2 separate regions of the Mus musculus genome follow, and region 2 is linked to region 1. Evidence: chromatin loops called from intact Hi-C (ENCODE). Cell type or tissue: heart. All regions are shown on one strand. Links, peaks and the distances in the headings refer to the core of each region. The heading gives the core; the rest is flanking DNA.

Evidence for each region. Peaks named below come from ENCODE experiments on the same cell type or tissue, not always from the same donor. Only the 100,000 strongest peaks of a DNase experiment are listed, where the experiment ranks them.
Region 2: it touches region 1 in a loop (2.1-fold over the local background); 1 of 42 quality-filtered maps calls a loop at or near these places.

Annotation. Positions count from the first base shown.
Region 1 is chrX:141,472,446-141,480,196 of GRCm38, forward strand. Col4a6 (collagen, type IV, alpha 6) reads right to left here and starts at 1,631. Exons shown (of 45, transcript NM_053185.2): 1 at 1,364-1,631; 2 at 1,117-1,168. The coding sequence starts at 1,374. Col4a5 (collagen, type IV, alpha 5) reads left to right here and starts at 2,974. Exons shown (of 53, transcript NM_001163155.1): 1 at 2,974-3,370. The coding sequence starts at 3,290. In heart, for the core only: no CTCF peak of the experiment used is centred there; a DNase peak (open chromatin) is centred at 2,916; H3K4me3 peaks cover 3,207 bases; H3K27ac peaks cover 1,698 bases.
Region 2 is chrX:141,300,877-141,308,627 of GRCm38, forward strand. All of the region lies in intron 3 of Col4a6 (collagen, type IV, alpha 6), which reads right to left. Among named protein-coding and RNA genes, the nearest start is that of Gm39539, 120 kb to the left of the region's middle. In heart, for the core only: no CTCF peak of the experiment used is centred there; no DNase peak of the experiment used is centred there.

The DNA.
Region 1 (7,751 bases), core at 1,292-5,291:
GAATAGGGTAGAAAAGTGAACAAGAATCTGAGATCAATATTTCTTCATTCAAAGCTTAGCAGACACATATTTAAGAGCTGAAATTCAGAGGTAAAGGGTCACACAATTTTTGAATTCAGTCTTCCAGTATTTTTCTTTGTTTATAAGAAATCATTTCACTTCCCTGTTTGTTTGTTTTTCCAGACTTTATGTTAGGACAAAGTGTATTGGTGACCTTACTGACTGAAATAAGCATGGCTCTAAAATTGTATTTAAGACACTTTAAAAGAGCCAATCAGTTAAAATAATTACAATCCACAAAATAAACAATTCAAAATGTGTATTTATTGATTGTATTGTGACTTGGACTTTTATAAAGAGGTTGTTTTTTAAACAATGTAGTATTTGAACCTACAAGCTAAGTTTATTTTTGCCAGATAACTAACTAGCTGAACTGGAAACATAGCATATCTGATCAGTTAGTCACGTCACCTTTGTGAAATTATCCTACTAATTGCAGTAGATGGTTCTCTACTTTCTGAGTTCCATTAAACTTCTCTTAGCCCGAATTCCTTTGCCTGGAGTCTCTATGAGTTCATAGATAATACCAAACAGTCTACAAAAGGTTAAGTTTTAGAAAGCTTATCTGCATTTCTAAGCATTAAACTTTTTGATGTATGAAAGGACCTACAAACAAATTATAAACTTTACTTTCCATCTTACTGCTGCTACATTCAAATCTCAGTCCTTTATACTCTCTTTCCACTCTCAAACTTTATGCGTCAATCCACCTTCTTACAGTTAGGGAAAGCTATGTTTCTTCAGCTTTGCAGGTCTGCCTATTGGTGCAAAAAAGGGCATCAGAGGCCAGTCACCTGAAATTGTCCTGAAGACATTCACAAATGTGTGCACCTTGCATTGTCTACCTCTAATTTTTGTTCTCTAAACCTACAGGGATGTTTTAGGACAAGAAAAATGCTGAGTCCGGAGAGCATTAGGCTAATGTTATACTTGCTATTCCTCTCCAGGAACCCCATTAAGTCCTATTAGAAAGGCTCCATTTGGTGCAACCCTCTGTTACCCCCAACAGAAACACAAGAGGAAGAGGGGGAAAAAGGGGGTCTTTTGAAGCCTTACCGATTCTGCCAGTTCTTTGGTCAAGCATAAGGAAACCAGGAACAGCCACAATCTGAAAGGAGAGGGAGGGTGAGAAACATGGGCTCTCTGGACTACAGGGTCCTGAGTGAGAAAGTGTTCCCCCGGGCTCCCTTTTGATGCCTACTCCCACTTTTTCCGCAGTGACAGAAGTGCAAGTATAGTCCTGGCTTGGGAAAGCAGTCCAAAGTTGGAAAGAGGAGGGGGATTCTGAGCAGCAGCAGCTCACCCAGGGTGCATGCTTGTGGCTGCTCCGGAGCTGGGTCCCAGGAGACTGCTAAGCTGCTCCGCGGCGCGGGCTCATCTGGGCTCCGTTGATGCTTGGCAGTTTGTTCCTTATTCAGGACAGTGTGGGGAAGGGGGGCGAAGTGGCTTAATTTGGAAGAAACTAAAATCAGCCGCTAGAAAAAAAAAGTGCCCCAAAGGAAAACACACGCAGTGGTGCCCGCTACAACTTCTAGCACTCAGGAGATAGTTCCATGAGCCCAGGGAGGAAGGAATGGAGGGGGACGGGGCGGGGCTGCCTGCTGTCAATCACCTCCCCCTACCTTGGGAAGCTGCTTCTCTTTCTCAATTTCAAGCACCTCTGCACATAACCGTTCCAAAGTTTCATGCACAGGTCTCTAGAGACCTATACACAAGAATCTATGCAAGTAGGCATTATATATTTCCATAAAGTAAAATAGACTTGGGTGCACTACTACTACATAGGCAGATAGTCCTGAAAGAGACCTTGCACAAGGGCCCAAGTGTGCAGACTCTTATTCTAACTTCCTATTTTTTCACTAAACTTTTAGAAAGATGAGGAGGGAATCTCTGGAGTTGTAAGCCTAATCTCTAAACCCAGTAAAACTGAGGAGGAATTGGTCCTTATAAAACGGATTCAAAATATAAAGAATGCAGTTTATCCCAGACTGAGAATAGAAATGTTCAGAAGAATTCTTTAGCAAATTCCTGAAAGACACTCCAAGGAGTCCACATCGTGTATATTTTTGGTCTTTTGGTTCTTAAAAGTGTCTACAAGTTATCAAAGCGATATGCATGCCTACTTCATCTAGGAGACACAAATTCAACTACTATTGACTCCATATAGACATTTTAAATGAGATGCTTGTTTTAGTTGTAAGGAATTATGCTAATGTTATATAATTGCTTGCCACAGGTCCTTCTGAAATAGAATGATGGCAGCCACTACCTTTTACCTTAGCTTGATATAAGTGACAAATATTATTTATGGTACTCAATACATGTAAATAGAAACAGTAAGTAAGTTACAATAACATTTAACCTTTTAACATTATTAACCTACTTAATGCATCCTATATGGCATATGTTGTTACATACATTAGGTATTCACAAATACATATGTTCATTGTCTTACTTTATATACGTATATCTAATATTTTCTCATTTTCTGTTTGTATATAGAAACTGTCCTACCAACACTTGAAAGGCAAAGGCCAGCAGCCCATGGAGCAGAGGCGAAAACTTTGTTTCTAATGATTAACAATAAAAAGCACCACACTCTGAAATCCATCCGCTGGAAAAAATAGTCCCAGCTCAGGTCTGTTTGTCAATGGCTTTGATGCAGACATCTGAGGGAAAGCTGGACTGGCAGGCAAGAGTACTGTTAAGAGAAGCTGCCAATGAACAAACGAGAAATCTTTTTGGTTGGACTTGTGGGGTTCAGTCAACTTGTCTTGAAGTTTCCCTCCCTCAAATAACTGAGCGTCACTCCCTCGCAGGTTGCCGGTGCAGTGGGAAGCACTGGCGGAGTGATACGCAAATTCCCCAGCGCCAGCGGGGAGGGGGCGGTGCAGGGAAGAGAGCGAGGAAAGTAGATTTGTAGGACGTTGAGTGAGGAAAGTTTGCAAGTCCCAACAGAAGGCAAAGTGCTCCTGAGAGATCGGCTTTGGGGAGGGGAGGGGGGAGGGAAGAACAGCTTTCTTTTCTTGTTCTTGCTCTCCCTCTCTCTCTCTTATTTTAATCGCTTCCCTCTTATAAATCTCTTCCCCCAAGTGCACCAGCATAACCGGGACACTCACTGTCCCCTTTCTAGCTCTCTTCTCAATAACCCTTCAAGATTATGTCAATCGGTCTGAAGGGACCTGGGATTCCCTGCGGGTGCTGACGGAGCTGCGGGAGCCAGAGAAGAATGCAAGTGCGTGGAGTGTGCCTGGCTGCCGGCTGGTTCTTACTGGCCCTGTGTCTGTGGGGGCAGCCCGCAGAGGCTGCGGTAAGTCCTCCCTCCCGCCCCATCACTGCTCGCTCCAACAGAAACCACTGGAGCCTTTACCTTCCCTACTCTTTGACCTTGGCCAGGGAAGTCAAAATTGGCTTTAAGTAGAAAGAAATATAATTCCCAACTCTGGTCTGAGGGAAAATTCCAAGTGTTTAAAAACAGGGCCGCTTACTTCTCTGTAGCTACCTCTTCTGGGGCAAGAGTGGGCAGAGGGTGTGGGAGGCACATTAATGGGTCACTGGGCTCTGGAGGATATTTAAAACTTTTCTTCCTCTCTATCCCCCACCCAGGGTAGCTGTCTACCAGCTAGCTTCTTTCACTACTTGGACCCAGCCCAAGCACGATTTAACCTTGGTTTATAGTTTAAAATTTGGTTCCTCTAAAATTGAACTGTGGTCAGTGTGGTAATAGCCTTGATGGAGTTCTTCTCTTGGCATATGCTCTTTTCTTAAGCCACATGAACCCACCCCCCACCCCAGGTTTGTAAAGTTCTGCCCTGTTTTCTGACCTGTTGACATCATTCTTTTACAAAAGATAAAATAACCTATCAACCAGGACGAAGTAAAGAAGCATACATAGTCTTATGCTTCAGGAGTTTTGCACATTAAAAAAAAAAAGTTATGGGTTTCTGTTGGCTTGCACTTTTTAAACTCATAAAGGCACCTGAACAACTTGAGAGTTTGCCTTTCACCCATTTAAAGGACAAGAAGTCTCAGTTTTCCAATGGGAATGAGCTCTATGGGTTAGAAGAGTGGGGGAGGATGCTCACACGAAATGACAGAGCAAAAAGTTCCACTTGCCTTTAGGAATGTAGACTGGATACCACAGCCTGTTCCTGAGCAGGAAATCTGGGTAGTCCCAACACCCACTCTCCTTCTGGAGATAAGAGGTAAATGCAAAGGAATGAAGGGCTTTGCTGCAGAAAATATTCTCCAGTTTGAAGTCTACCCTACTTAATTTCATATAAACTGTGAACAACTAAATGTGTGACAAATTATTTAAGTATTATATTTGAGTACACAGAATGGATGTTTAAAACCACTTAAATATGGCATCATAGCTTAGGCCTTCACATGGTGGAGTGACTATCAATCCTTTAGACGCAGCTACAATATTACAGACATCTGGGTCTACATCAAAGTTAGCTTCCTTTTGGACTCAGCACACCTCAGATCACATTGCCCTCTGTATATGCTAGAAAAACTGTGTATACTGCTGTTACAAAAAGTAACTTTGATGTTATTGTAATCACAACATAATTATGATAGAAAATCTGTGGGAAAACTTGCACATCTAAAATGTTTTAGTTATGCATACCATCATTTTCCTCCATCAAAGTAGATATACGACTTAATAATGTTCTTTTGGTGCAGAGCATTTTTGATGGGGTATGGTTTCCGCAGTCAATATGGCTAAAGATGGTTAGAATAAATTATAATTGGGCTATAGAAAATAGTTCATTTGAAGCTCATCTTAGTGCCTTTTGTTTATAGCATTTGCCCTATGGGCAAAAACTTTGTGGATGACTTCTGAAGCAATCCTTCCTCTTAGTTACCATTTATACTTGTGTGTATAACAACACTGCATGCCAGTTGAAATTCATTTATATTAAAAATAAGATTTTTTTTTATTGACAAAACTTATGTGCAAGCTTACTTTCGTATTCTTAAAGTAACAAGTGTTTGTGAAGTAATTGGGATTTCCCCCTCCTATACAGTTTTGAAAGGACTTTTTAGTTCACACTTTCCTATGGTTAGAATTTTGTTCCTCTTTTAAATCTAGGGGTTTGTTGTTCCTTCCTCACAAATAAATGCCCTAGTTAAATGAAAGTTTTAATCATCTCAAAAATATGAATGGTATCTGCTCTCCATACTTGTGCTGGGGGTATTGGTCACCTTCTCCAGAGTGAAACTTGGCTGTACTTGGCTTAGTTTTTCACCAATGTCTTCTAATATTGAGGCTTTTATATCAGGAAGAACATTACTTCTTAAATTAATTTACTTTTTCATAGTTATATGACTTTACTATCTCTGGAGTCATGCCAAATTTAGATAACAAAAATATGTGAACTTTCTTTTTAAGGTAGAATGTTTATTAGGTAGAATACAATAACCCAGGTATTGAATGGTCAGCAGCAAGAAAACAGGGTAACTTTAGTCTGTAAGGATCATTTTTAGTGATAGAAAAAAATCATATTTTTAAATGTTAAGGTGACTATGGCTATACAAACTCTGTCAAAGAGATAAGCTTGTAGATTTAATGATATGTCTATAAATAATATGGAGAATTATACTACTTCTACCATACAAATGTTTGTAAGTTATTTTTGTTTTTCTTGGAAGTTATAGTATTATTTCTACAATTTAAACCATACTGTGTACCTTGTGACCATTTATAAGAACTTGTCAAGGGTAATAGCAAGGCTTTTGGCCATTTTTTTTCTATGAAATGTTCTATTCTATAGAAAAAATGCTCATCTTGCTTTCATTATTGTTTGTGTTTACATTGTTCAGTGTTTATTATGTGCTAAGTACTATGTTAGGATAGTAAGACAAATTTTGATATTTAGTCCTTTATGTGATGCTAGGGATTGAACCCAAGGTTCCAAGTGTACTGAATTTGCTCTGTGATTTGTTTTCTTAAGAGAGTACTAATGTATTTGTGTGTGTGTGTGTGTGTGTGTGTGTGTGCGCGCGCGCGCGCGCATTAAAAGCTACTTACTAGATGAGAAAACTATAAAACAGAGGTTAAGCAACTTGCTAAAAATCACATAGGTTGTGAATTTCAAATTCAGAGTTTGCCCCTAAGTCCCTTATATTGTCTCCTTTGCATGTAATCTATAGAATTATGCTATGTTAACATATATATGAATCTATATTACATTTTTTTAGACACAGAAGATGCAGTGTTGGTGATAATGGGGTTTGCTTCTATTACTGCTTATTTTATGTAAAGTAGTATAGCATAATGTAAATAAATTTACTTTTTAAAGATTAATTTGATCTCTATGTCTATGCAGACTGAGATAGTTTAAATGCAATCTAAAAGCAATCACAGGTTAAATGATTTTATGTAATCTCAATAAAATTTAGATTTATAAAACACCTACAACTTCTGATAGATGATTTTTCCATGAAAATAATTGACCTATGTTTCTTTTAAGCTTCCTCAGTTAGTTTGAAGTATGCAGAAATGTCCAGAAATATGCCTGTTGTCATAAATAGGAAATATATGGTGGTACAGTCTTGTCAAAAATGATCAATTCACTTTGTTGTTTTTTACTAACTTTCCTACACCTTCATATGTTGTTTTGTTCACTCAACCATCTATCTATCTTTATATATATATTATTTTGTAGTTTTAATAATCAAATTCAGGACATTGCACCCACTATCCGAAATCTTTACAATATACCCCCACCCCCAGCTCTGTGTCTACAGTATTATGTATATATTTCTGTATGTACCCATCGTATTATTTTTTTAACAGTGCATAATTTTCCGTGTTTTTACTTGACTCTTGCTGTTTGCAAGATATGATACTCTTTTTACCTTGAATTACCCTTGACAAATTGGTTAGAATAGTGTCTGCCAAATTTGTCCACTACAAAGTCGTTTTCTTTCCTTTATAAATAAGCTGATCTTATTAGACTGTACAGGGTGATATTGGGAGAGAGTCTAGGAAGCCAAATAATCTATATCTCATGATAGTTTCTTCAGAAATTCTAGCATCTGTTAATGTTTCTGGCATTAGTGATTGTTGTAGTTAAATTTGCCAAAGGTGCTTTCAATTTTCAAAAAATTTCTACATAAAATATCAAATTTTACTATAATACATTTTCACTGTTTTAAATTTACTATATAATTATTTATTCGATATGTAACAAAAATAAATATTTTCTTTATTTTTATTTATAATAAATTATTATTTTATTACAAGTATTTACTGAAATTATTATAAATATATACAGACCAGGAGTCTATTCACAGCTGTTTCTATATCCTTCAATGTGTTTCCATCAGCTTTGAGCATTTCCTCTATTACTAGCATCATAAAATGGTCATCTCCTTTCCTTCTTCTAATTTAGGAATGAGCCAGTTCACCAATGAGTCTATTCTTTTAACAAAATAGAGGTATTTAGAAACCAAGGTGTGGATGCTTGGCATGCTCATTCTGATTGAACTGTCATTTTATAGCCCTTTTCAGCAGACAAGCCTAGGAAATGCATACTATCTTAGTTTTATCTATAATCCTATCACACACACACACACACACACACACACACACACACACACACACACACACACACAGAGCTGTAGGCAATGTACCTAAATGGAACAATACATACATATAAATATTTGCTTCTGACATCAAT
Region 2 (7,751 bases), core at 2,160-6,159, 170 kb before region 1:
CATGTTAAGTTGCAGATTCAATCTGACTTGGCCTAAAGAATAATGATGGTTTGGATGCTAATCACACAGAAGCAATATGATTACAGGAGGAGAGAGCTTTTATGAGGGAAAGTGAAAATGTCACACTGCAGTGTCTGAATGGAAGGTTGTAAAGCAATCAAAGCCATTAGTAACTGGAAAGCACCCAGGCCTGACTTCCTACAGAGCTTTTGGTTTGTGTTCTCAAGATATCACACAGAGCTAGTGAAAAATGCTCTGCAGGAACATTAGTGAGCCAGCAATGACATGTGTCTTGTGCAGCATTTTTTTCAGTAATATTTTTTTTTGGCTCGAGGAAAAAAATTGTCCAGCTATATGACCATTTATCATCTCAGAAAGAGAACAGTACCTACTTTGACATGGTGAGAGCAATAAAGACCATGTAAAATAGTGAAAGCTGTTCAAATATCCAATGAATTGTAGCAACCAGGTTATTCAATTTGTCCAATCAGTTATAAGGACAACCAGAAGAAGGTTGTAGGTATAGGTGTTACACAGTTCAGAGAAAAAGTTGTACCTATGGGAAGAAGGGAATGAAGTTCAACAGCATTAAACATGAAGGGGCTTGTGAAAGGTGGCTTCAGATGTATGTGATAGTGACTTTATTAGGGAAGAAAGTGAGCCACCCAGGACTACGGTGTAAACACACTGAATGACCTTGGTGTCTTAGAAATGATAAATATAGTTAGAAGTTAAACAAAGTGCAAGTTCCACTTCTAGCTTGGTGCCACCGACTGAAAATGGAACAACTCTGGCAGTTTGTTTGAGATAAACCCCCAAATATGCAGAGGTGTGGGGCCTAGAATCAAAACAAATCCTTGAAAACAAATTACATAGATTGAAATTCTCTAGATATTAAAAATACCTAGGGGGAGTCTTATTAAGATTATTTTAAAGACAAGGGTCATAATTATTCATCCTCAGACAAGGACTGCTCCAGAACAGTGACAAGGCTTTCAACTGGACAAGTTGTGGCTTCTTTCCCCTTCATTCTTACTCTTTTATTCTTTGCTAACTGATAGAACTCTGGTCTTTTAGCTGGGAACAGTAGCCACCCAGAACTAAGACCAATTCTTTATAAAAATATGTATGTATGTATGTATGTATGTGCACAACCACCATGGTGGGCATATGGAGGTTCAACTACTACAACTTGAGGGAGTCAGTTCTCTCCTTCTGCCATGTGTGCCAAAGGGATTAACAGCTTTATGCCACGAGGTGTCTTAATGGTCCTTTATATGTTTTCCTTGGGTTGATTTGTTTTATTTGCCAACCGGTTTACAGAGATTACGAATGTATCCCAAAGCAATAGGATTTTTTTTTATTGCATCATTAAAATACCACAAATTGGCCTAACAACCCACTGTCTTCTTTATGTAGCTGGATAACTGAGATCTTCATGAACCAGCTGCACAGTTCCCCTTTTAGAAACAAATACTATCCTGAAATGTTCCAATGACCTTGTTCTTAACTTTTGTGGCTTGCTAAACCAAAGAAGCTGAATTTGAAACAAGTTCAATATCATGTCTTTCAAGGACTCACTCATCATTTTGGACTTAAGATCGTTAACAAGCAGCATCTGTATTCATCCAAACCCTGAAGATGTGTTTTTCAACCAAGACATTTGGATTTCAACAAGGGATCCATTCTACTGTGAAAAAATGGTATTGATGAGGAATTGAGTGTAAAAAGTCCTCATCTTGTAACAGAATCTCATTGTAACACCTCTGACCATGTTTTTTTTTTTTTTTTTTATGTAACTGCAGAGAGTATGAACAGTTATCAACTCCTTTCTATTTTCTCCACTATTTGTTAACTCAGTCTCTTCTTCTTCTAAGGAGACTAAGAAGTCTCATTTGACTGCAACCTCTCCAGAGAGTTCTGGGGACCCTTAAAATGACTGCATGTTGCTCTTGAGTGATGTTAACATTTTCTAGACAATCAACACTCTTGTTGCTGGGAATGGTCTTTGTTCTTGCAGTAAGGGCAACATAAGACTGTATTTTTTTCCTTCACTTTCAGAATGGGTCAGTGGTACTAAAGTTTTGGCTTATGTGATGCAAGCAAAAGTTGATGCCATCTGAATTAGTTCTTTGTCAGCTTTACACAAGGTAGAGTTATTTGAGAAGAAGGAACATCATTTGAGATAATGCTTCCATGAGAGCATGTGGAGGCAAATTGATGGGGTCATTTTTTTGATTGATAATTGATGTGAGACGGTCCAGTTCATTGTGTGCAGAAGTACCATTTGGCCCATGGTTCTGGATGATTTATGAAGGTAAGTTGAGGAAGCTGTGGGCAAGAAGCCATTAATTGTTCCTATATAGCCTCTAGTTCAATTTCTGCCATGAGTGTCTGACCAGAACTCCTTCCATGATAGAGCATAACCTGAAAATTGTGTAATGAAACCCTTTCCTCCCCAAGCTGGTTTTTGCTCAGTGTTTTATTACAGTCATAGTATGCAAACATCTAAACCATGAAATGTATGAGTTTCTTTAAATGGAGGGGCATTCTTATTTTCCACTAGTCTCTTGCTTTTTTTCAATGAAGTTTTGTTGGTTGAAGCTAGAGCAACAACTGTAGACTCAAATTGAAAATCATAAATTGAGATGTAAGACAATATAAAGAGTCAATAGAGCTGTCATTCAAACATTTAACTGTGTAGGTAGACTTGAGAAGCAGCTCAACACTGCATTCTTCATCTTTCTGAGTTCTATGTAGATCTTCTAAATATCTTAACTTATTCAGTTTTTCCTCTAGGAGTTTAAACGTATGTAAAAAGTTACATTAACTGTTAAAAATTTGCTACTGATTCTGTCATCTGTTACTTCTAGGATAGTTTTGAATGAATGACTTTTCTCATTAGTGATCAGTATTTTCCAGCTTATTCAAATGCCTGATGACTTTGCATGGGATGCCAGATGTGAATTTTATCTTGATTGTTGCTGGACAGTTTGTATTTCTATAAATATCCTTGGACTTTGTAAGGGAGTCACTCCAGGCCTGTTTTATTATCCAGCTCTGGTGTATCCATGAATCAAAGGCTATTTTGGCAAGCTCTTTTGAATACTCTATCTGATGCTCTATGCAAAAGGAGCCTTTTCACCCTGGTTAGGTATTGATGCACTATTTTCAGCCTTATGTCATATCTTAGAACTGTGATTATTATTACTGTTTCTTTTTGATGTTTTTCCCTCTTGGTCTATGTTAGATTCCATACAAACACATGTTGATCAGTACTCTGCTAAAGATTCACTGGAGACTTGCTATCGATCTTAAGTTCTTTTACATAGTCTTGTCTTCTTCTGGACTTGGCTGTGTAAATTCTAGTTGCCACGTTCCTCCTGGACTTGGAGCACAGATCATCTCCTCACCTGTAAAACTCTGCTTTGGTATCCTTTCTACATATTATTGCCTGGAAGCCCTCCAGGAATTAAGCTTTAAAAACATAAAGAACTTGCCTTCAGTGTTTCCTGTTTTGCAGGGGTCACTGGTATGTTGTTGTTGTTGCCTCATTTCCAATGTCTGAGGGCTATTGTTTTCATTTGGTCTGGTTTTCGCCTTGTTTCCGGCAGGAGAGTAAATCTGGTTCTTGTTATCTTATCTTGGCCAGAAGTGAGAAATGTTACATCAGAGAGGAATAAATGACTCTATTATTTAACCCATTGTAATTTAGAGTTTTCTGTCATTTCTGCTTAGACTGAATCTTAACAAGCATAGGGTTGATCCTTGGTTTACTTAGGACAGCTTCTAATTTCAACATAAAGAAGTTATCCATTTCAGGACAACTATAGACTTGACCAACACCTGAAGAAGAAGGTCAAAGATCTGGATGAAAACCGAAAGCTCTGTCATTTCCCATGAGAAGCACGGTCTGAAAGCAGCCAAGTTTATTACAGCTGGTGCCAGCTGACAAAGTCAAGTATACTTTCCACTTAGTGTGATTAGATTCTCATTCATGATGACAGTAGTTGTAATTGGGTAAAAATGTGCTCCACAGATTTTGAGCTTCTACTGTAGCTTAGGCACTAGGCTCAGATCTAACAATATAGGCACGTATACTGATCAAACCACATGTGTAAGGCAACTAACTTAGATGATGGCAAGAGCCATCCAAAAGGAGTGAAACAAAATCACCCACAAACGTTTCACAATTTGGATAAGGGACTTTATATAGATAAAGTCTTCTGTCATGTGAATAGCTCTTGAATTTGGCTAAGAAGCTTAATGACAGCTTATTTGATTAAAATAAATCTGTTCTATTTTTTTCTTTTAATTAGGGATAATGCCTTTTCAACTCGTGGTTCTGTAGTGAACCAAGTAATTTATACTTTCAGCCTAAAGAGCCTGTTTCTGAACAGGATATATTCACACAGATTAAAAGCTTTACTGATATCAGTGCAATAGAGAAATATGTTGGACACAGTCCTAATGAATGACTAACGTTACCACCAGTAGGCAAAAAATAATATTCTATTCCTCCTGATGAGAGCAAAACATTGTGGTAATTTTTTTAATCACAATGTATTCATGAGGCATAATCATACAAATCCAATTGAGACACATCTGCAAAATACTGGCCAGGATTCACAAAAATATCAATGTTATGAAAGAGAAAATGAAAAAAAAAAGTAGAATCAGAGAAGCTTCTAGATTAATGGAAATCAAAGAAACTGACAAACTAAATGCATTGCCCAGTATTTTTTTTATTGGATTCAACCTTATAGAAACCAACAAACAAATGAAACACACAGCTACTAGAATATCATTGGAGACACTGGGAAAAATTGAGACTGGAATGCAGATTTTCTATGTATTGTGTAAATGTTGTATTTCCTGGATTTGATGATTAGTGTTTGTGTTTGTGTGTGTGTGTGTGTGTGTGTGTGTGTGTGTGTGTGTGTTAGAGAGAGAGAGAGAGAGAGAGAGAGAGAGAGAGAGAGAGAGAGAGAAGCTGTAATTGTTCTAAATTTTGGAGGCTTCAGTGGGATTCCAAATGTATATCCTAACTTACTACTTTCTATTCTTTCTACTTACTTCTCCCATTCTTATGGCTGGTATTAAAAATAAGCTATGTGCATTTTGTCCACACCTTAGCTCTGTTGTTTAACAGTGACTTCAGATACTGAAACATTCCATCCTGCAGGGAAGCTCTTTAAGACAGAAGTAAACAACTCACAATGAGCTTCAGGAAGTTCTTGAAACTGACCAGATTCATTAGGATTTCTCTCCCAAAAGTGCACAGGAAAGGCTGTCGAGATTCACTCTCACACAAGCCAGGCTGCAAAGGAGATTCAGTGAACAAACTAGTTGCCTGGAATAAGCAAAAGCCAGCTGAGCTGCCTGCAAGAGGTTCAAAATAACTGAGACATTTGGACAGGACTCTCTCCAATCTGTTGAGTTACTTGTAGGCAGTGCACTGTGCTCAGCCAATATAAAATCAGTTATAATCCTTTTGAAAAATGTCTATTTAGTTCTTTAGTCCATTTATTGATTGGACTAAATTTTTAGTGAGTGTTTAATTTTTGCAGTTCTTTATATATTCTGGATACTAAACCCCAGTCCAAAGTATAGCAAAGAATGTTCCCTTTTAGGAAATTCTTGCACCCTTTCTATTTATATCTCTCTCCCCCTCTCCCTCTCCCTCTCCCTCTCCCTCTCCCTCTCCCTCTCCCTCTCCCTCTCCCTCTCCCTCTCCCTCTCCCTCTCCCTCTCCCTCTCCCTCTCCCTCTCCCTCTCCCTCTCCCTCTCCCTCTCCCTCTCCCTCTCCCTCTCTCTCTCTCTTGCATTCACAAGACTGCTCATGTGTAGGCGCCTGTAGAGGTCAAAGGAAAGTGTCTGATTCCCTGAAGCTGAAGTAACAAGTAGTTGTGAGCAACCCAACATAAATGCTAAGTACCAAACTGGTCCTCTGTAAGAGTAGCAAGTACTCTTAAAACTCCAACCCTGAATTTTGTATCTAAAACACTGCATGGTAAACATTTAGATACTACTAATGATTATAAAAGAGACCTCTGCAGTACTGCCTTGCCTTTATAATGTGTCTAAGATGCCCCCCACAATGAACAAGGAAATACACATTGAGGAAATAATTCACTAACAATTTGTTTGCCTTAGAAATTAACTTTAAAGTATCTTCCAATGTAATTTAACTATAGTACACTACCTTTGGTCAGAAACACAGATACCATTGTGTCTGACTTCTCAAAGAAGCCATCCATCTTCTTTGGATATTACTTCCCGCATTGCATTTACTATAAAAAAATTGGGCAACAGTTTATGCCACCATTCTTTGTTCCTCCCACTGACTACTAAAGAGCAGAAAACATTCTAAGGTCCCCAGCTTTCTTTAAACTCCAAAGAGATCCAGGAAGTTTTCAACAGAGGCTGCCTCTTAATACCATCCTCTTCCTTTACCTATTTCTTGCTTGTCCTATTTCTGTAAAAAGAAAACTTCATCTTGAAAAGTGGAATATCTCTGAAAGGACTTGCCACTTTTTAAAAAATGGTTTTTCAAGACTGGGTTTCTCTGTATAGGCCTGGCTGTCCTGGAACTCACTTTGTAGACCAGGCTGGCCTCAAACTTAGAAATCTGCATGCCTATGCCTCCCAAGTGCTGGGATTAAAGGCGTGTGCCACCATACCCGGCTGTCACTTGTTTTAATGGGAGTTTTCAGTGGAAGGAAGGGCCACCTACTCCAGCATGCTATATCATCTTTTAGAGATGAATTGAAAATACAGAATGTAAAGGTAGGATGTTAGGAACCATTATGCTGTTTGGGACTACTGAAAATTTAGACTGTAGGGGGTGATCAGGACAAAAATTTCAGAATGGCTCTATAGGCCAAAGTGAACTGTTAGCAGCAACAAAAGAATCAAATCTTGAGTCAAATCACTGAAGCAGTCTGTTTCAATGCTACTCCAAGAATTTCTTAGCCTTTCCCTGAAAGTTTCAATATGCACTTGGCTCATTGCTGCCAGCACACAGTAGACAACAAGCGAGACATTCACTACAAGTCAGTTTCATTGCTGAGACAGTTTTATTCTTGTGTCCCAGTGGCCAAGTGAATGCTCTTTAGTTACTATCAGCATTGTGTTTTGGAGGTATTACGATGGTTGAGAGCACACATGTTTGAATCAGACCGATCAGGAATTGAAGCCTAGCTTTACAATGTTCCAGCATAGATCCTTAGTTTCCTTTTTAAAATAAAAAAGATATAGTACTAAATAATTGAGCAAACTAAATACTGGGTAGATGAAGCAATTAGTAGTCAAGTCCTCACTAATTGTAAGTAAGCACTTAAAGATAGCTTCTATTGATAGTCAAATTTGGGTTTCTTTGCTCTTAGCATGAATAGTAACAGATCTCCTGACTGCTTACTGCACCCATGTAAATCTTAAAGGGATAATCTGTCTTAAGTCCTATTTGAGATCTTATTCCCAGTCTCTTAAATCTCAGTAGTGTGTGGATCATTATCTCAACTAAATTTGGGCCTCTGGCTTCTACTCAATCACATTTCTCTGCCAGGATGATGTGGTCCAGTTATGCAGGTCATACACTAGCTGACATTGTGCCACTCCTACACATGCTATGTATACTCCAGGCCAAGTAGAGTTTTGCTATTTGATGACAACTGGGAACCACTGCTAATTCTTAAAGATGGAAAATGACATGAATGCTTTTCTCAAAGGGGATTTAATGCCAAAAAATG